4 separate regions of the Homo sapiens genome follow, and regions 2, 3 and 4 are each linked to region 1. A link is a loop called in an ENCODE intact Hi-C map of the cell type or tissue named here. Cell type or tissue: heart right ventricle. All regions are shown on one strand. Region 1 overlaps UTRN (utrophin). Region 2 has its middle 5.4 kb from the start of UTRN. Region 3 has its middle 9.3 kb from the start of SF3B5. Region 4 overlaps UTRN (utrophin).

Region 1 (5,000 bases):
GTGAAACCCTGTCTCTACTAAAAATATATATATATATATAAAAATATTAGCCGGGTGTGGTGGCGGATGCCTGTAGTCCCAGCTACTCTGGAGGAGGCAGGAGAATGGCGTGAACCCGGGAGGCGGAGGTTGCGGTGAGCTGAGATTGCACCACTGCATTCCAGCCTGGGCAACAGAGCAAGACTCCATCTCAAATAAAATAAAATAAAATAATCAACAAAATCATATGAGACCAGTTGGTGAAGGGTGGGGAGCAAAGAGTGGGCAAGAGGCTGCCTCACTCTTTAAAATAAATTCCATGATCTGATTTAAATGTCAAAAATAGAACTATATAATTAGTAAGAAAAACAGGAGAGAAACATTATTTAGTTTGTTTTTTAAAGACCAAGTGCGGTGGTTCACACCTGTAATCTCAGCATTTTGGGAGGCCAAGGCAGGTGGATCACATGAGGTCAGGAGTTCAAGACCAGCCTGGCCAACATGGTGAAACCCCATCTCTACTAAAAATACAAAAACTAGCTGGGCATGGTGGCAGGCACCTGTAATCCCAGCTACTCGGGAGGCTGAGGCAGGAGAATCACTTGAACCTGGGAGGCAGAGGTTACAGTAAGCCCAGGCCACGCCACTGCCCTCCAGCCTGGGTAACAAGAGTGAAACTCCATCTCAAAAAAAAAAAAAAAAAAAAAAAAAAAGTTTGGTTTTTGAACAAAATGAAAAAATTGCTCCCAATTGTAAATTTTTAAAAAATAATTTCATAGAAAATTGAAATCTCCTGGGCCCCACCCAATTCCAACTTGGAGCTAACTGATGTAAAAGTTTGCAATGTAGCCTTCCCAACTTTTTTCTAAATTCATGAGGACATGTCAATATAAGAGAGCCACATTTTACCAAAACTGGAGTTATACTGTTCTTACTGTGTTGGTTTTGATCACTCATTCCCCTCTGAGGTTTCCAGAGCAGGGACCCAGGGGTTGTGTAGTGGGTGGAAACATTTATAAATTTATAATCCCTTATTATAAGAGGAACTTATTTGAGTGGTAAGTTTAGGAGAAAGAACTCAGCTGGATGCCTCCTGGGCTTGTCGTCTTGAATGTACTGAATGAGTGGAGGCATCTTCTGGTTTACATAAATGAGTGAAGGCACCTGCCGGTCCACTCTCCATATGAAGTATGCTTACCAGATCAAGGAGCAGTACATTTTTCTACAAAGGGCCAGCCAGTAAATATTTTAGGTTTTGGGAGGACACATTTGCTTCCTATCACAGATTCTTCTTGGAGGGGGGTATGTGTTGTACAACCCTTGAGAAATGTATAAACTATTCTCAGTTAACCAGGTATCCAAAACCAAACTACAAGTTAGATTTAAACCCTCAGCCAGTCCGGGTGCAGTGGCTAATGCCTTTAATCCCAGGACTTTGGTAGGCCAAGGCAGGAGGATGGCTTGAGCCCAAGAGTTCCAGACCAACTTGGGCAACATAGCAAGACCCCCATCTCTACAAAAAAAATTTAAAAATAATTAGCCAGGTGTGGCATTGCAAGGCTGGAGTCATAGCTACTCAGGAAGCGGGGGCAGGAAGGTCACTTGAGCCCAGGAGTTTGAGGTTACAGTGAGCTGTGATCATACCACTGCACTCCAGCATAGGTGACAGAGCAAGACCCTGTCTCAAACAAAACAAAACAAAATCCTCAGCCATAATTTTCCAGCCACTGAATTAGAATAAAAGAAAAGAGGTTCTAGTCCCCCAATTTCCACAAGCAAAAAGCAGACCAAAAATCTGCTCAGATGCAAGCACAACCTCTTTTCTTATGGGAAAGAAAAAATGACTCAAAGAAGACCACTTCCAAGAAGCAGACAGATCCCAAATCAAGTAGCTTTCTTACTAACTTGCCTCAATGATATATATTTATCTTAGCACAAAATTGGTTTAGAACAAGAAACGAATGAATTTACAAATGAATGAATGATCAAAGTAATGAATGAATTTAGGTTAAATATTGCAGTTGCCATTTTTTACCATTTCAAGATTTGCCACAATACAAATATTTGTTTTACGTCAAATTGAATGTAAATTAAATTGTTGTAAATTGAAAGCCTTCTTAAATCTTCCAACAAGCAATAACAAAAGTCATACTACTATAAAAACAAACAAGCAAAACCTCACTCTTAGTTTAAAAAAATTTCATAGACTCATCTACATTTTACGTGTAATGGCCAGGGAGAAAAAAAAAAGGTATTTTATCTAAGACCCAGTAAAACTGTCACATATTTAAGTTCTATTTTTCCTTCAGGTGACTCTTGAACTTTAGACACCACTCAAAAGAAAATAATTCCTCTCTATGTACTCAACCAGGCAAAACAAAACAAAAGAGAGGCTTGAAATGTGCTCTGCAATTTTTGGACTGGAATAGGCCCTACAGATCATCTGTTACATGAAAACCTGGATTGCACCTATAAAAAAAGTAAAGTTTGAATATACAAAATGACTTGCCCAAGAACCTTCTGATAATTAGGGACAGATTTTGGTCTCCTGTTTTTAACCCCTCTTTCATTTTTATCAAACTATTTCCCAAGAACTATTTTTTCTTTATAATCCAGAATTTGAAAGAAAAGAGAAGTTTTCTCCAAGATTTGAAAATGGCCAAAACATTACAGAGTTTGGATCTCAGAAATACATCACTGAAAATAATAATAATAATAATAATAATAATAATAACAACAATAATAATAATAGCATACCTCTAGCGTGTGGCACTTTCCTCGAATTCTATTACAAAGAAGTTGGTAATTCTCCAGCACAACATTCAGCTCAGACGTCAACTCCTGGCCACCAGAGGGCACCTTGGCAGCTAATAACTTGATGTTGTCCTTGAGAATCTTCACTCTCACCTCCTTCTGCAACACATCCTCTTTTGCCCTCTGTTCCAAGAAAGGATGGATGAACTTGAAAAACGTCTCCCTTTCTCAGTAACCAATTTCTTTTCTTTCTTTTTTTTTCAAGAATTAAACCAAAGTTAAAACATCTGGATGATTCTAACTGCCAAAATAGAACATTATTTAGGTAACAGTGAATGGTTCTTTGTGGGGTTTTGTTTTTGTTTTTGTTTTTGAGATAGAGTCTTGTTCACTACAACCTCTGCCTCCCAGTTCAAGAAATTCTCCTGCCTCAGCCTCCCGAGAAGCTGTGATTACAGGCACCCACCACTATGCCTACCTAATTTTCATATTTTTTAGTCGAGATGAGGCTTCGCCATGTTGGCGGGGCTGGTCTCAAACTCCTGACCTGAGGTGATCCACCCACCTTGGCCTCCCAAAGTGCTGGGATTAGAGGCGTGAGCCACTGCACCCAGCCCAGTTGAGCGTTTTTGAAATAAGAATGCTAACTCTGAAATTTCACTCATGCATCCAATGTACTCAGCTCCCACAAATGTTTTCATTTCATAACAGCAGTGTTAACGTAAGTTATCCAAAGTATGTTTACTGACATGAAGTATTTTCAAAGTCTGGGTCCAAGATCAGAATTTAAGTGAGTGAATTTTCATTATCACTGGAGGGCTGAGCAGATTACACTGTGATAAATATATTTTCACAAAAATTGAGGTACACTATGGTAGAAGTATCTTTAAAAGTTCTCTAAATAATTTAAGCTTTTTAAAAAATTATAGAACATAGGCACATGTATCCTTCTGCTAATTAATAGCATTTCAATGATAAAGTTAGACTGAGATGATCTGATCCAGAAATAGCTGTTTCTCAGTGCTAAGATAAACAATCTGACATTCAGGAAAATCAACCTATCAGGTTGGTGCAAAAGTAATTGCAGTTTATGCCATTACTTTTAATGGCAATAAATACAAATAAAACAGTCTTTCACTTTCCCCTTTACTTTTCTCTACTACTTAATGGTTTTGAACTTCCTTAGATTGGGGGAAAGTAATTAAGTGTAGTGGTTTTGTAAGTCCTAATGGCTGTTTGAAAGAATAAAAATAAATAAAATGTTGCCCAATCAAATATTTAAATATCATTTTTCTCAAATCTCATCTATAGCAACTTTTAAAATCCACAGAACTACAATGCCAATAGTGTAAAGAAAGACAATAAATGAGACAATTCTTAACATGGTAGCCTATTTTAAAATACCTTATGTACTGAGTATTTTTAAATCTTTCAAAAAGAGCTACACTAAAAAAGATGTTTTAGTGAAAAAACAACTTCCAACAAGTCTCCTGTCATATTTACTTTGATTCATGTATAATAATGTATGAATGTCATATAATCCCTTTTTTGAAAAAAATCACAGATTTTTGCTTTAGTTACACTTCTAGGTAAGTTAACTTTGAGGTAAAACATTAGTCACTGTGTTGCTTAAGCTTACAGGAAAAAAAAGCTTTGAAAACACCATCTCCTTTGGCTTGAACATTCAAGGACAGTTGAAGCTGTGTTAGAAATTTGGGAATGATGCCCAGTTCTTTTATTATATATAAAAAGAGAGTGTTCAAGACTATCGACAGAGGAGTACAAGTTTACAGGAAATGTATCCAGTGGATCCAACTAATATGAACTCCCCGATGCATTCCTACCGCTATTCCTACCTGCTCTAATGAAACGTCAGTGTTCATATGTGCCGTATGTATTAACTGGAAGATTAGTAACAGGAAAATAAGAATAAACCTCAGACAACTTGGGAGGTCTCTTTTGTTCCCCTTACAAAAAATAACTCTTTGTGAAAATGTTTGGAAATAGTGATGAATGCAATTAATGCCACTGGATTGTGCACTTAAAAATTAAGCTGACCAATGTTATATGTATTTACCCCAATTAAAAAAAAATGATCATTCTTCCTCATGCCCACTACCAGAGGTTTTTAAGTCATTCTCTGTAGCCTCCCAAAGGTCTAACTTAAGAGCTTGTCTCATGGGCCCTCATGGACTCAACTCATGGGCCAAGCCAAATATGTGGACTCCTGGCTTTCTTCCCCTGCTAAAATTAGAGCAGCTACCCTG
Region 2 (5,000 bases), 200 kb after region 1:
GGCACGGTGGAGACAGGCCTCTAAGGTAATGGGCCTGCAACAAGGATGCTCAGTGGGGTTTTGTCTGCTCATCCCAAAGATCAGATCGCTGTAGAACATCTGGAGAGAATAATAGGAATGTGGCCCTGGGTCTACTGGTAACCCAAAGTCAGAATTGCCCTGCTGTCACCACAGAACTGTGAAAATTAAGGAAAATGGAGTTAGTGTCACTGCAGGATAGAAAGCCTTTGACAAAGGAGAAAATTATGATATGAGTAGTGTATATATAGATTCATATATAAAGATATATGTATATGTGTGTATAGTGTATATAGACATGATTCACATAAATATTATTCCCATACAGGGAACTGCATCCTAATATAAGAACCAAAAGGAAAACATTTGCTACTAAACTTTGTGCAAGACTATATAAATGCAGTTTTTCTTTAAACAGTAGAAACAGGGGAAAATACACAATGTATAAAAAAACAAGACACTCCTTTAGCTTTACCTTTGGTATTGACTATAATTAAAGCCCCACATACAAGCATTTAAGAGAGGAGGAAAGTTTAGGGAATTTAGCCTTTCTTATATTTTTCAGGTAAAAAAAGTATAAATCTGGAGCTTGTGTGTAATAGATACTGGATTTTTGCTGAGTATTGTTGGTAAATTCTTCAGTCAAACGTCTAGTATGTGTGCGAGTTGATAAAATTTTATCATATAAATTTTTGTAATAGAATTGAAGAAACAAAAAATAATAGCACATGAAACTTTTAGAAAATAAATAGTACAAAGGCTGAGTTCCTTACAACTTAATGCACTCAAGAATTACCCAGAGAATATATTTTAAATTCAGATTGATTGCCATTCCCCAGAAATTCTGATTGACTAGGCCTGGTGGGGCCCAGGAAGCTGCAGGTTTAACATGCCTTAGCTTTAGATCAGAATAGCTGAGGAGCCACACTTTGAGCCCCTGTGCCCTGGGGTGCTGGCCTTAAATAGGCCACTTTGGATGATTGGAGGGGTCAAGAAATTGCCCTACCAAAAAAAAATCCATACTGAATCAATCATAATTATGAAATACCCGTGATTAGCTTTATCTCTTTGAATTCAAGTGTTTCATTCGATTCGGACCACCCTGGAGGTTACCTACAATTGGTAAAACCCTAGGACTATTCCTGGCAATTTAACCTGCACAGGTGGTAGGAAGCATGGCCCAGTTCTGAGGAAATGAGGCTCTGAAGAGAAAGTTTAATGATGAGAGGACAAGGAGGACAGGAATATTGAGAATACAGGAGCTGAAATGTGGAATCCAAAGAAGCTAAGGGCAAAATAAAAGCACTAAGTTGTTGGGCAGAGAAGAGCAACTGATTGATCAAAATGGGAGAATAAAGGAAGCGCCAAAAAGAGAAGGAAGAGACGCAGAGAGGGTGGAGGATGGGAAACCCAGAGCACCACCTTCGGGGAAAACTGAACAAAACACAGTCTACGCTGAGTTTATCCTACTTATAAATTTTTCTTGGCTTAATTTAATTTGTATAATTTTATAATGTTGTTGCTGAAAAAGATTTTACAGAGTCTTTCCATCAACCCTCTGAATTTTTTTTTTTTTTTTTTTTTTTTTTTTTTTTTGAGGCAGAGTCTCGCTCTGTCTCCCAGGCTGGAGTGCAGTGGCGTGGTCTCGGCTCACTTCAAGCTCTGCCTCCCGGGTTCACACCATTCTCCTGCCTCAGCCTCCCGAGTAGCTGGGACTACAGGCGCCCACCACCATGCCCGGCTAATTTTTTGTATTTTTAATAGAGATGGGGTTTCACCTTGTTAGCCAGGATGGTCTCGATCTCCTGACCTCGTGATCCGCCCGCCTCAGCCTCCCAAAGTGCTGGTATTACAGGCGTGAGCCACTGCCCCCGGCCAACCCTCTGATTTTACAAAGAAGCAAATGAAAGATACAAAGCTGATCAGGGAATACCTTTAGGTAAAATAAAACAATCTATTGGGGGAAAGTGTCCAAATTACTGAGAAGTGAAAAGAGAAGATCCCTATGTTACATGAGTTCATTGTTAACCAGAAGAAGAGGGGAGAAGGTGGGGGAAGAAAGCGAGCGTAGCCGAAAGAGAACTGGTCTAGATTTTAGTTACCTAAGTACTCATTATGATATTGAAGGCTATTAGCCATGTAAGCTTGTGGAACTTAACCTTTAGCTTCCTACCTGTAAAGTAGAAAGAGTAATACCTTCTGCAAGTGTTGTGAGAATCAAATGAGTTAGTTAACATAAAGCATTTACCACCAAATCTGGTACTTTTTACTTTTATTATGTTCCTTTCCCCTTTCTCTTAACTCAAGAGGATTGGCTGCCATTTTGTGATTGTCTTCATTCATTCTTTATTGAAAACATTCCTGGAACTTCCATTATCTGCTGCAAAGCAGGATATGCAAATGGGATAGGCCACAGTGGTTACCTTCAAAGAGCTCACTGTCTCGTGAGAAAGACCAACACATAGATAGACAATTATAAATTAATAGGGTACACCAGTACAGCCAAAATGTAACATGAGCCAGGAGAGGGACACATAACCCAATAGAAAGGACAGGAATGGGCAGTACCAAGAAGTGACACCTGAGTTGAGCCTTAGTGGTTGAGTAGGAATCCTAAAAGGCACCTGTTGTCTTGCTGTGCCCAACATCTTTCCACTCTTATTGAAGGAATATTACTCCTTCCTTTGGAGATTTCCTTTTCTGCTCCAATTAGATTTTGTGTGGCTGTCAATCATTTTGTGGGACTGTCAATCACTGAGCCTGGGGGTGGGCTCATGACCTAGGAATAGCCAATCATAGGGCCCCTTCCCCAACCACAGTAATTAGTCTAAGCAGGGACCAGAGATCCAAGTTAAGCCCATAATAGTCCTTGCTAGGCGTTTTCATGGTAACACTGAAAGGGAAAGTTACCTTTTTCTTTTTTCCTTTGGAATTAGTAAACTGGAGTGACATAAAATTGAGACAAACTCCCTCCATTCCCCTCTCCTGCTCCTACTACTGGCTGGAGTTCCACTTCTATAGAAGGAGAAAATTAAACCATTGCACCGGGAGCTGAAAATATACAGAGAAAGCTGAGAATGCAAGAGTCGCTGGCTTCCATGCCCATCGGCAGTGCCCTATCACTCCCTTTATCCTGAATGTTAATGTGTATTGGAATTCTGTCACTTGCAACTGAATGAGCCCAGTTCAATATAAAAATTAATCAGGAAAAGAGCAGGCCTATGAGAAGGCTTCAGGCAAAGGAAGACATGGAATATGTATGAATGGTGGCAAGCGGCAGGAGGAGCATTTCCTTTTGTTGGAGTCCTGGGTGGTCTCCCTAGCTCCCTAACACATGCTAAACCCAAACACATTTGCAGTCTTAGCCTGGTATGCAGGGGATGGGGGATTACCATCTAGATTTCCAGGCCATGATCAGACATCTTCTATGTCTAGTTTTGCACTGGTTCTCCTGCCAGACTCCAGTTGGCTATTGGAACTGGAATGTGCCCTAAATCGCAGCCTATTTGGCAAGAGCCCTAACCCTCAGTGTAGCTCTGCAGCTTCCTTGCCCAGAGGCAAGGTTCGGGTTCCTGGACACACCCTTGCAATTCACTTGCAAGAAGATACACCCCTCTAGCCTGGATTGTGCATCCTCCTGCTCCAGTGCAACTCATCCGACAGGAAGGCTGGATGAGGTCAGCTCAATGTTTCTGATGCCCCTCTGGAAGGCTGACTCTAAACTGTCAGCTGATTTCTAAGGGATCTGGTGTCTCTATGGCCCATTCCCCCACCCCCCTCCCTGCTTCCGGGACTCCTCCCTCTGGGCACTGCCTCTCTGTATTGAGGAGAGATGGCCAACATGACTTACACCTGCGCCTGACCAAGTTATGGTATTAATCAGCTGGCCCTGCCTTATCAACCATTATTTCCTTCTAGAAAACTCTCATAGTTTTTAGATGGATGCCAAATTCTTCTGCGTTCTTACTCTGCCTTTCAAACACGTGGCCAGGTGCAGGGACTCATGCCTCTAATCCCAGCACTTTGGGAGGCCGAGGCAGGGGGGATCACTTGAGCCCAGTAGTTAGAGACTAGCCTGGGCAACATATTGAGACTCTGTCTCTACCAAAAAATAAAAAATAAAACAATACAAATTAGCCCGGCGTGGTGGCACAGGCCTGTAGACCCAGCTACTTAGGAGGCTGAGGTGGGAGGATCGGTTGAGCCTGGGAGTTCGAGGTTGCAGTGAGCAGTGATGATGCCACTGCACTCCGGCCTCGGTGACAGGCTGAGACCCTGTCTCAAATAAACATGAGTTTCCCATCTTAAATCGAGGGCCTGGAGGGGCAGGACCAGACACTATGTGGATTTCTTCTCTGGGGAACTAGCAAGGGGCTCCAATGCACTGATAAGTGCCTCCCAGTGATTACTGGGCATTTCTAGCTATATGAGCCTAGGGGAAATCCCAAGCAGTCCATTGCAGTAAAAGAGGAAAATATTGGGACAATCTATTGGAGTCATGCAGACAATTTTAAAATATTGATTATTTTAACAAAGTCAACTATTTTGTTTTACAAAATTAGGTCACATTGCTTTTCAGTATACTTCAAATTACCACAGACCTCAAACTGGTGGCCATCTGCCCGAGAATGAAATGGTATTGCCACATCAAATGTACCCTTCTTCCAATAGGCAGCTTTATTCGCCTAGTATTTGCTCTTACTTTGTGAAGAAAATCCAGGAAAAGGTGCTTTTCATTTCTGTAATTCTACATAAGTACATACTATTTTCCTGCTTTGATAAAACGGTCACCTTCTCCAGGAAAGCTTCCCAGAGAGCTAAGGACCGACTGGTGTCACCAGTCAACTCATGTGGGCAGCACAAAACATTCCTCAGAAAATATGTTTAAATTAAAAGAAGAGCAAAATTCTTTTTCACATTTATGATCCCCTTGGCGTCATGAAGTTGTGTCATATTTGTTAGAGACTAATATAATAAGAACA
Region 3 (5,000 bases), 380 kb after region 1:
CTATAACTTCCTTTTCCCATTTAATATAAAATGGATGTCTTTTTATGCCTATTTATATCTACTAGGTATGGGCCTCTTAAAAGCTACATATTATGATTATACCATAATTGATGTAATTATTCCTTTTTGTTAACACTCAATTTGTTTCCAGTCCTTTGCTATCACTCAAAAGGCCATCATGAACATTTCTTCCTTCATTTATTCCATCAACATTAATTTAGTACTTAATCACTGAACTTCATGCTGCGGACAGAGCCATGAACCAAACACAAAAGTCCTTGTCTTCACGGAGCTTATATTCTATGTAAGGAGACAGACAATAAGCATGATAAATAAAACATTATTTATGTATTTACATGTAGTTAAACATGTATGCTAGCAATAAGTGGTAAGGGGAAAATAAAGGAAATAGGGGTAGGAAACATTGGTAATGGAGGGACAGGTTTACAATTTTAGATAATTTGGCCAGAAAAGGACTCATTTAAAAAGTGACATTGTGAGCAAAGGCCTAAAAGAACCAAGGTCCTTTGCCACATGGACATCTGGAGACAGTGCATTTCAGGCAGAGGAAATAAAAAGGAAAAATGCCTCTGAGATAGAAACATGCCTGGCCAGTGTGTTTGGAGCAATGGCGAGGCAAGAGATGGTTGAAGTGACAGGGCAGTCTTGTACATGCATCTTTACACAGATTGTGATTGTGGCTGTATTTAGCTCACTCTCTTCTTCCCTCCCAAAGCCCCCGTTCTGCACATGAGGGTTTCATAGTGCTCCCCTGGCTTCAAACTTTTTTTTGCTTCCCAATAGACTAAAAATTCAAACAAGACTGTAAATTACCTGGCCACTGCTTCCATGTCCAACTTCATCTAATGTAACTATTTCTCTGTCACTAGGCTCCAACCGTCTAGTGGTTCCTAGAGTCCTTCAAACTTCTCCCCACTTCAGTGCCTTTGTTCTATGCCTGGAATGCTCTTCCAGAGTTCTTGGCATAGCTGGCTTGTTGTCATTCCTCAGGACACATGCAAGTGTTACCTCTCTAGAGTGGCCTCCCCTCAATCACCTTCTCCTCAGTGCCCCCCTCCTTCTTCCCCATTATTCTTTATCATAGCACCCTGTTTATTCCTTTTACTGAAGTTACAAAAAATCTTCAGTTAAATCTTTTTTTTAGACCTCAAACCTCTTCTCACCATATATTTAAAGATGACTTCCCTCTCTTAGGTAAACTGTGAAAATGACAAATTGTGACTCTTAACTATTTCCTGTGGTTTAAATGCTTGTGTCTCCCCAAAATTCATTTGTTGACATTTCAACTCCAAGATGGTGGTTTTAGAAGGTGCGGCCTTTGGGAGGTTAGCTCATGAAAGGAGAGCTGTCATGAATGGGATTAGTGCCTTCATAAAAGAGGCCCAAGAGAGCTCCCATGCTCCTTCAGGCACATGAGGACACAGAGAAGGGACGTCTGTCTATTAACCAGGAAGCAGACCCTCACCAGACACCAAATCTTCTGGAACTTAATCTTGGACTTCCCAGCCTCTAGAACTCTGATGAATAAATTTCTGTTAAGTTACCCAATTTATGGCATTTGTGATAGCAGCCTGAACTAAGACACTTGTTCTCATAAAAATACTATTATAAGAGTAAATTTCATATTACTGTAACAAATGGAACATGCATACAGTGCTTCAATGTTTCTTTGTAAAATTTCTCCATTGAGAAATTGTTTAAAAATTGCACTGGCCTGTGATTTAATGTTATCACTAAGGAACAGAAAGGAACCAGCCTATTAAATCTTATGAGTTGTAGAATGGAGGCCCATGGCAATCATATCTGTCCCAAGAGAAGTTATATGAAAAGTACATAAAATTTAACCCTTGTAGTATATCCCCAATTAGGGGCAAAACCCTTAAAAAATGGAGAGTTCTAGATCTGCCCAGATATATGAAACCCACAATGGTTGGAAAAAGAAAAGTAGAAGATAAAGACATTTTCAATCACAGAAAAATAAGATTATAACTAGCAAATTTATTTTAAAAATTCTCTAAATTCCATATCACCTAAATTCCACATCACCACTTATTGTGTAATGCCCCCAAAGTATAAGGGAATGGTTGCTTCCTTTTCTCCTAAATTATCAAAGTCTTAGTTGCCTTTAAAAATACAGCACACCAAAGTATTATTTTTAGCATCTCATTCACAAGGCACCGTTCCTGCTTACTGTGATTGAGAAGCTCAAGGGTGCCTCATTATAAAAATGTTCTCAACCATTGTTCCATTTGTTGGCCTTAAATACTGTTTTGGCGACCCCTAGTGTGAAACATTATTTCAACATCTGGACATATTGAAAGTCCTCCTAATACTTGCTTACAGACAGAAATGATATCTAAAATAATTTTTCACCAAGGGAAATGTGACTTCAGTTAATTTCTACTTAAAGTTCATGTCTTTCTTAGATCATAATAAAATTTGAATATAATTTCTGGTGATCCAAGACATTTGAAAATCACCGAAAAGCACTATGGTTAGAAATTCATGATTGCGTTAAGTGTGTGCACAACAGTAGTTTCATTGTCTTTAATAATGCTCTAATTCCACTACTAGGAATTCACCCTACGAATATACTTGTACATGTGCAATATAACATATGTACAGTATTAGTCATTGCAGCAAGGTTATTCATTGCAGCAGTGGAAACAACATAAAGGGTAATCAATAAAAGGGTGGTTACTGGGAGTATGATACACTCATACAAGGGAATATTATGTGGCAATAATACAAGGAAAAAAAGAATGAGAAAACTCTTTTATGTATTAATATGCGATGATCTCTATGATGTATCAAAGAACATAGAACAGAATTAAACAACCAACACAAAAAACCAAGGTAGAGAATTATGGTGAGTATTTTGCTACCATATGAATTTTAAACGGGGGTAAAATACTATACATATTTGTGTTTGCTTATACATCCATGAATGTAATCTCCCAAAGGATACACAAGAAACTAATACAGTGTGGTTACTCATTAAAGATGGGGGTGAGAAATGGTATAAGTTAGATACTGCGTTCCTTGTTATAGTTCTCTATGTGTGGATTATGCCTTTGCTAGTCAAAATGTTAAATGGCTTCTTAAAAAATTTAAAGCCTGCAGCACAAGGCCAAGAAAGACAAGGAAGACTTTGCTTCAAAAACAGATCCAACAGAATATAATTTTCTGTCTTAAAACATATGTAATTTTTCTTTATACATTTTAAATTCTATACACTTTTCTAATGGAATCTTTTATTGCATATTTTTCCTTACTCAAATGCTGAACTGTAAGACAGCATTTGTAAAATTTTATTTTTAAGATTTCTGTTTACTTTTTTTCCTTCCCCAAAGTCACCTAGTAAAGACAACATTTGATAGTTACATAAAGTAACCTAACAGGTGGGATTGACTTGAGGTAATATCTTCGGTTAGGAAATTCTCACAGCTCTCCTGGCATGTCTTGCCAATAAGATTGCTGGTTCCAGACCAAAATTCTTTATTGTCAACAAGTGTAAGAAATTGTAATATTCCTTATTAGGTCATAATTTAAAATTCATGTGTAATATAAGTATACATGGCAGATACCCAGGAATAAACTTAACAGAATATGGTAAAGATATGAATGGAGAAAATTATACCAGCTTTATTTTACATTAAGAAAAGTAGACTTAGGCAGGTTGCGGTGGCTGACGCCTGTAATCCCTGCACTTTGGGAGGCCGAGGTGGCCTTGAGGCCAGGAGTTCAAGACCGGCCTGGCCAATATGGTGACCCCTGTCTCTACTAAAAACACAAAAAAATTAGCCAGGCATGGGGGCACATGCCTGTAATCCCAGCCACTCGGGAGGCTGAGGCATGAGAAATTGCTTGAATCTGGGAGGTGGAGGTTGCAGCGAGCCGAGATCATATCACTACACTCCAGCCTGAGCAACAGAGCAAGACTCTGTCAAAGGAAAGGAAAGGAAAGGAAAGGAAAGGAAAGGAAAGGAAAGGAAAGGAAAGGAAAGGAAAGGAAAGGGAAAGGAAAGGAAAGGAAAGGAAAGGAAAGGAAAGGAAGAAGACAAAGAAAGAAAGAAGTAAATAAATGAAAAAATATACCATGTGCATCAATGAGAAAATTCAACATAGTTAAGATGACAACTCTCTCCAAGTTAAAAATTAAATATAATTACAATTAAAAATTGCAGCACGGTTTTCATACTATTTGAAAGCTGACTTCATTAAATGTGAGGCTTTGTAGTGCCTTTAAGGATCATCTGGGGGAATGTAGAAACTACTATTCAGGCATTTATTTAGGTTTTAAAAGCTGATGCTCCCTCTGCTAAACTTATAAATTGAAAAACTACCTGTTCCCTTAAGCTTTTAACTTCAGCTAAAAATCCTAATCTATTTCTAAGTTTAGCAAATTTTAGCGATCGTTTTAAAGGGGACTTTGAATAAAATTTAGTTCTACTCCAAAGTTTAACTATTTTAAACACTTTAAATCATAGTTAATTTTTTTCCTTTTTTTTTTTTGAGACAGGGTCTCACTGTCACCCAGGCTGGAGGGCAGTGGTAAGATCTCAGCTCACTGCAGCCTCAACCTCCCAGGCTCAAGCAATCCTCCCATCTCAGCCTCCCGAGTAGCTGGGACTACAGGCACGTGCCACCAGCCTCAGCTAATTTTTGTATTTGTAGTAGAGACGGGGTTTCACCATGTTGCCCAGGCTTGTCTCCAACTCCTGGACTCAAGAGATCCTCCTGCCTTGGCCTCCCAAAGTGCTGGGATTACAGGCGTGAGCTGTCACGCCAGGCCTAAACCATAGTTATTAATATATTTTATGCTCCTTGTAAGTATTGCAATTATCTGATTTAATAAATAAAATCTTTTCAAGTATTTCAATTATTTTCATAAATCTAATTAAATTCACAAATATGTAAAAAGCAAGTTATTTTATGTATTCCATGTCACTGTATATAACTATTATGGCTGAATTGTG
Region 4 (5,000 bases), 190 kb after region 1:
TCTACTGGCAATAAATTTCACTTTTTAAAAATTCTTAGTCTTGGCCTATTGTTTCAAAATATTTACTAACTTGTTGAACTTTCTAAAGCCTACTAATTAAGGCTGTTAATAATACAGTACTTGATGATGAACTTGGCATATGTGCTTTTAAGTTAGAGAAAGACAGGTCTACTTTTACCCAACACCAAATCCTTGGTCATTATAGATCAAATTCTTTCCAGTTCCTTTCTAACACTCACCCAAACCCAAGGCAAGTATACTACAACCATAAATAAATACATGGCTTTGTATTTATGAAACTACTTCATTACGTACCCTTGACAACTTCCTATTTCTGTTTAGATGGTAGAAATGGCTTTAAAATTATAAAATTTAAAAAATTATAATATTCAAAATGGCATGAAACAAAGTAATACTAAGTGAGGACAATAAAAATAATCACAATAACTTAACATAAAATGCATAGACATTTTTATTATGCCAATTTAATTATGCCAGCCTTTTGGATTGTCCAAACTCGAGGATTTGGAGAGCAGAAACCACACTCTCCGTCCCCCCACTTTCATCCAATTTCCCCCCAAAAAAGAAACCTGGAAGAGCAGATGAGGATCAAAATTTTCCTAAAGGAAAGTATTCCCTTTTAAAAAATGGAAAAGCAACCAATTTGGCATACAGCATGTAGACAGAGGATCTTTAAAATACATATATGATATGTAGACAATTCCTATGACTTAATCTAAACTAAAAATCTCTTAAAATATGTAAGTTTTAGAGTACCATGAAATATTACCTCTGTATAGTAAGCATTTGCCTTAAAAGAATCAAAAAAAGTCCCTTAGAGGAAGCCAGATTGGGACTAATGGGTCCATTCAAATCCAAATTTATCTACTGGCTTTTGCAACATAATTCAGCCAAAAGAATGTGATTCATATCTGAGCTATGTAACAACTAAATTTTCAGTGTGTTTTGAAGTAGATGCCACCACAAAAAAAGTAATAGTCATAACCTTGGCATCTAAACACTCTAAGCAATTTGATAATCTTTAAAAATATAAGAACTCAGTAATGTGGGTTCATTGAAGAACTTTAGAAAATATAAATCAGCAAAAAAAAAAGTAATAATCTCAAATGCCAAGATGACCACTATTAACATTTATTGTATACTTCACTAAATTTTTAAAAAACATTTTTCATATAAATGACTTCATATAATACATACTTGTTTACTTACTATATCAAGAACACATTTCTATATTCATACACACACACACACACACACACATCACACACATCTGTATCACTTTTTATGAATGCTTAATCTTCTACTTTATGGATATACCCTAATTTAGTTACCTCTACTGAGATCATGTATGATCTGTTCAGATGTGCTAGAGTAAAGAAACAGAATAATAGGTTTAAACAACTATTTCCTAAAGCTATTTGACCATAACATCCTTTTGTGAATTACACATTAACAATCCTAGAACTTTTGATCTTTTCGAAATACTTTGGGAAATAATGATCTAACCAATTCCTAATATTAGATTTTCATGGTGTTTACAATGTTTTCTATTATAAATGATACTGTGATCAATTTCTTGAGTGTACCTTTTTATGTATTGCCTAGGGAAAAACTCTAGAAACAGAATTACTCAGTTAATTGATATGCATGTGTTAAAAACATGTTATCATTTTTGCCAAATTGTTCTCCAGCAATATTTTAGGTTCATCAGCCTTTTTAAAAGATAATTTTAAATTAAAATAGTTTGGGAGTTTATATGTTCATTATATATACACGGTATTTCTGAAATTAGATAATTACTCTTTTATGGACACGGCTAAAGTACAAGTTATAAATATCAAAGGTCTTACTAGAATGAAGGCTGACTCAGAAAACTATTTAGGAATATACCTCCTCACAATTTATAGAAAATGACTAGTATGGAGACATTAAATCGTCTCTCTTCCATTTTCCTCTGTTATATTTACATATGTCTGAATATGTATTCCGTACTCCTAAGATGATATTAATAATCCCTTACATTTTTGTAGTACCTTATACCACTAAAACATTTAAAACAAAAAGAATTTTACAGGAAGAGAACATCCTCAAAGCATATTTTAAAACAAGATATTAAGCTATACCTTCAAAAGACCCGTCAAGCTACACAATAGTTGCTACATATTTACAGCCAAATCTGTAATAACTAAAATCTTTATCAATCAACCAACACCGGTATCATGGAGGAAAATGTGTATTTTAAGACAGTTAATTTAGATCTTATTTTCACTGTGTATTTCTACAGTTTCACATAATAAGAAACAAGCTCCTAACAGAACATAAAGATGGTTCACACAGCAAAAACAGGCTTTGGGTTCCTTTTTTGTCTTTAAAGTGACACTGGATGTAATTTTATACCTCAAAGTAACTTTTCAAAGTTACTTAAGTATAGTGTTCACACTCAGGGTGGAGTTCTGTGTAATTTTCAAGGCTGAGAAGTGTTCTGCCTGTTCAAAAATATCTCCCCTTTGAGTTTGTCTCAGAATCATATTTGAAGCTTTTTAAAAATACAGAAATTTTTATTCAATGGGTCTGGAATGGAGCCAATGCATCTGCGTTTTTTAAAACTCCCCAGTTGATTCATCTGTACAGCCAGAGTCAAAAAGCACTCGGTTATATAAAAAGATTGGAGGAGGGGGTGGTATCCTGAGGACCCCAATTTAACTGTTCGTGTGAAAACCATGAATCTGTCTGAGTCTGGTTTATTAGATTACCTAGGTGAAAATTTTACCTTGAGAAGGCTCATAAGATATTTCAAGGTAGGACACCTGTTGGCCTATCAATGGCTATGAACAGGGATGGGGGTGAGGATATATGGTAATGAAATCAAACTGTGAAAGATCTTTCCTGCCAGAAACTGTGGCACTTCCTACATTAAGCATATAATCCCTTCAATTTCCAGAAAATAGAAAGAGAAATGTTCGGTCGTATTTTATTTTAATGGAGTAGTCTTCCAAATGAACAACCTTTAGCTACAAGCAGCAGTTTCACTAAGCACAAAATTGGGTTGAGAAAGGATAGGACACTCAGAGATATTATACCTTTTACATATACCTTTTACAAAATTATAGTCATTTGTCAGAATTCAGTTTCTTAAAAGAACTTCACCTCCAAGAAGTTCTTGCAAGAACAATGCAAATCAATCCAAGAAACATAGGTTTTCTAAATACATAAAAATCCATAGCTTTCTTGAGCTTCCTTTACCTACCAGATCTGGACTTAATGATATCACTGAATTCGTTCTGCCCATTGTCAGGACTGGCTTCATGTTCTCCATACTTGGCCATCTTGCCAGAGTTTCAAGATAATCCAAAAACTTTACCAAGTCCTCTTTCTAAGGCTTTCAACTTCCTACGATGGTTCAGCTTGACATCAATACCTAAAAGGAAAAGGGAAAGTACTGACTTGAAAAAATGTATTTATATATTTTATATAGTTATTCGTAGTAACTATTCATTCACCAAATATTTATTGAGTGCCTACCACGTGTAAAGCACCAAGCCAGGCAATGGTGTTATGACTATGAACAAGAGACATAGCCTCTGCCATTACGGCGCTTATGCACACTAAGCAATTAATTACATAATGAATTATTTCATTACAATACTGACAGACTACAAATCATACAAAGGAGAAGCACAGAGTATTAAGAGCACACAGCAGAGGAGTCTGACCTGCCCTGGGCAATTAGAGAAGGCTTTCTTGAAGAGACATTTGAGCCAAGCCTTTAAAGATGACAAGAATTTAATTAGCCAAAAAGGGAAACAGAAAGAGAAAAGGTAAGAGCTTCCTATGTGAAGTGGCAGAAAGAATCATGGAGCAGTCAAAGAATGGAGCACAAGCCAGTGTTTCTGGAAAGAAGACAGCCAAGAGACAAGTGTACCTGTTGAACCAGGTGAAGAAGCTGGGCAGGACCAGGGATAGGACCATGGAGAACAGGTCAAGGGTTTGTGTCTTTATCTGAAGAGCAATGGGGAGCCAGTAGATGGTTCGAAGGAGGGAACCAACATGGTCAAATTGGCCTTTTTAAAAGATCGTCAAGGGACGGGCACGGTGGCTCATGCCTGTAATCCCAGCACTTTGGGAGGCCGAGGCAGGTGGATCACGAGGTCAGGAGTTCGAGACCAGCCTGGCCAGCACAGTGAAACCCTGTCTCTACTAAAAATACAAAAAAAAAAAAAAAATTAGCCAGGCATGGTGGTGTGCACCTGTAATCCCAGCTACTCAGGAGGCTAATGCAGGAGAATTGCTTGAACCTGGGAGGTGGAAGTTGCAGTGAGCTGAGATCACGCCACTGCACTCCACCCTGGGCAACGAGAGTGAGACTCCATCTCAAAAAAAAAAAAAAAAAAAAAAAAAAAAAGACGATTGTGGCTTGTAGGTAGACCACAGTAATATGTGGGGAACCAGTGAAGACTATGGCAGAATATAGCAAAATGCAAATTAAGGAACCTAGCTCATGGGTATATGAATGCTGAATGAAAATTTCTTGCAACTCTTCTGTATGTCTGAGAATTTTTTCATAGTAATATGTTGGGGAAAAATTCCTAATCTTAACCAAGTGATCAAAATTCACATAACCAATCATGGGGCATCATGCAATTGAATGGAAAATCACCACATCATCTACACAATATCCTTGCCAAGATGTTGAACGTGAATCTTCTCATGAGCAGACAAATCTAGACTGTGGCTAGTTTTCAAAAGAAATGGCCTGGTTTCTTCAAAACTGTCAGCGTCTTGAAAACCAAAATTACCTGGGAGAGGGGGAGCTTTGTGAATTAAAGGAGACTAAATAGACATGACAATGAAATGTAATCTTTGATTGAATTCAGAATTTTAAAATAAAACATTTGAGGATCATTTGAAAAATCTGAATTTGGACTATGTATTAGACAATATTATTGTATCAATGTTAAATTTCTTTAACATTAATTATG

What was found. Hi-C counts contacts between places; a loop is a spot of excess contacts. Peaks named below come from ENCODE experiments on the same cell type or tissue, not always from the same donor. Only the 100,000 strongest peaks of a DNase experiment are listed, where the experiment ranks them.
Region 2: it touches region 1 in a loop (17-fold over the local background); 60 of 110 quality-filtered maps call a loop at or near these places.
Region 3: it touches region 1 in a loop (9-fold over the local background); 91 of 110 quality-filtered maps call a loop at or near these places.
Region 4: it touches region 1 in a loop (9-fold over the local background); 57 of 110 quality-filtered maps call a loop at or near these places.

Annotation. Positions count from the first base shown.
Region 1 is chr6:144,480,125-144,485,124 of GRCh38, reverse strand. It overlaps UTRN (utrophin), which reads right to left. Exons shown (of 75, transcript NM_007124.3): 27 at 2,737-2,916. Among named protein-coding and RNA genes, the nearest start is that of SNORA98, 77 kb to the right of the region's middle. In heart right ventricle, CTCF peaks have their summits at 2,636 and 2,836 (motif pointing right); a DNase peak (open chromatin) is centred at 2,834; H3K27ac peaks cover 1,983 bases.
Region 2 is chr6:144,277,450-144,282,449 of GRCh38, reverse strand. No RefSeq gene overlaps it. Among named protein-coding and RNA genes, the nearest start is that of UTRN, 5.4 kb to the left of the region's middle. In heart right ventricle, no CTCF peak of the experiment used is centred here; no DNase peak of the experiment used is centred here.
Region 3 is chr6:144,102,386-144,107,385 of GRCh38, reverse strand. No RefSeq gene overlaps it. Among named protein-coding and RNA genes, the nearest start is that of SF3B5, 9.3 kb to the right of the region's middle. In heart right ventricle, a CTCF peak has its summit at 2,305 (motif pointing left); no DNase peak of the experiment used is centred here.
Region 4 is chr6:144,290,176-144,295,175 of GRCh38, reverse strand. UTRN (utrophin) reads right to left here. Exons shown (of 75, transcript NM_007124.3): 2 at 3,269-3,439. The coding sequence starts at 3,347. Among named protein-coding and RNA genes, the nearest start is that of UTRN, 7.3 kb to the right of the region's middle. In heart right ventricle, no CTCF peak of the experiment used is centred here; no DNase peak of the experiment used is centred here; H3K27ac peaks cover 1,488 bases.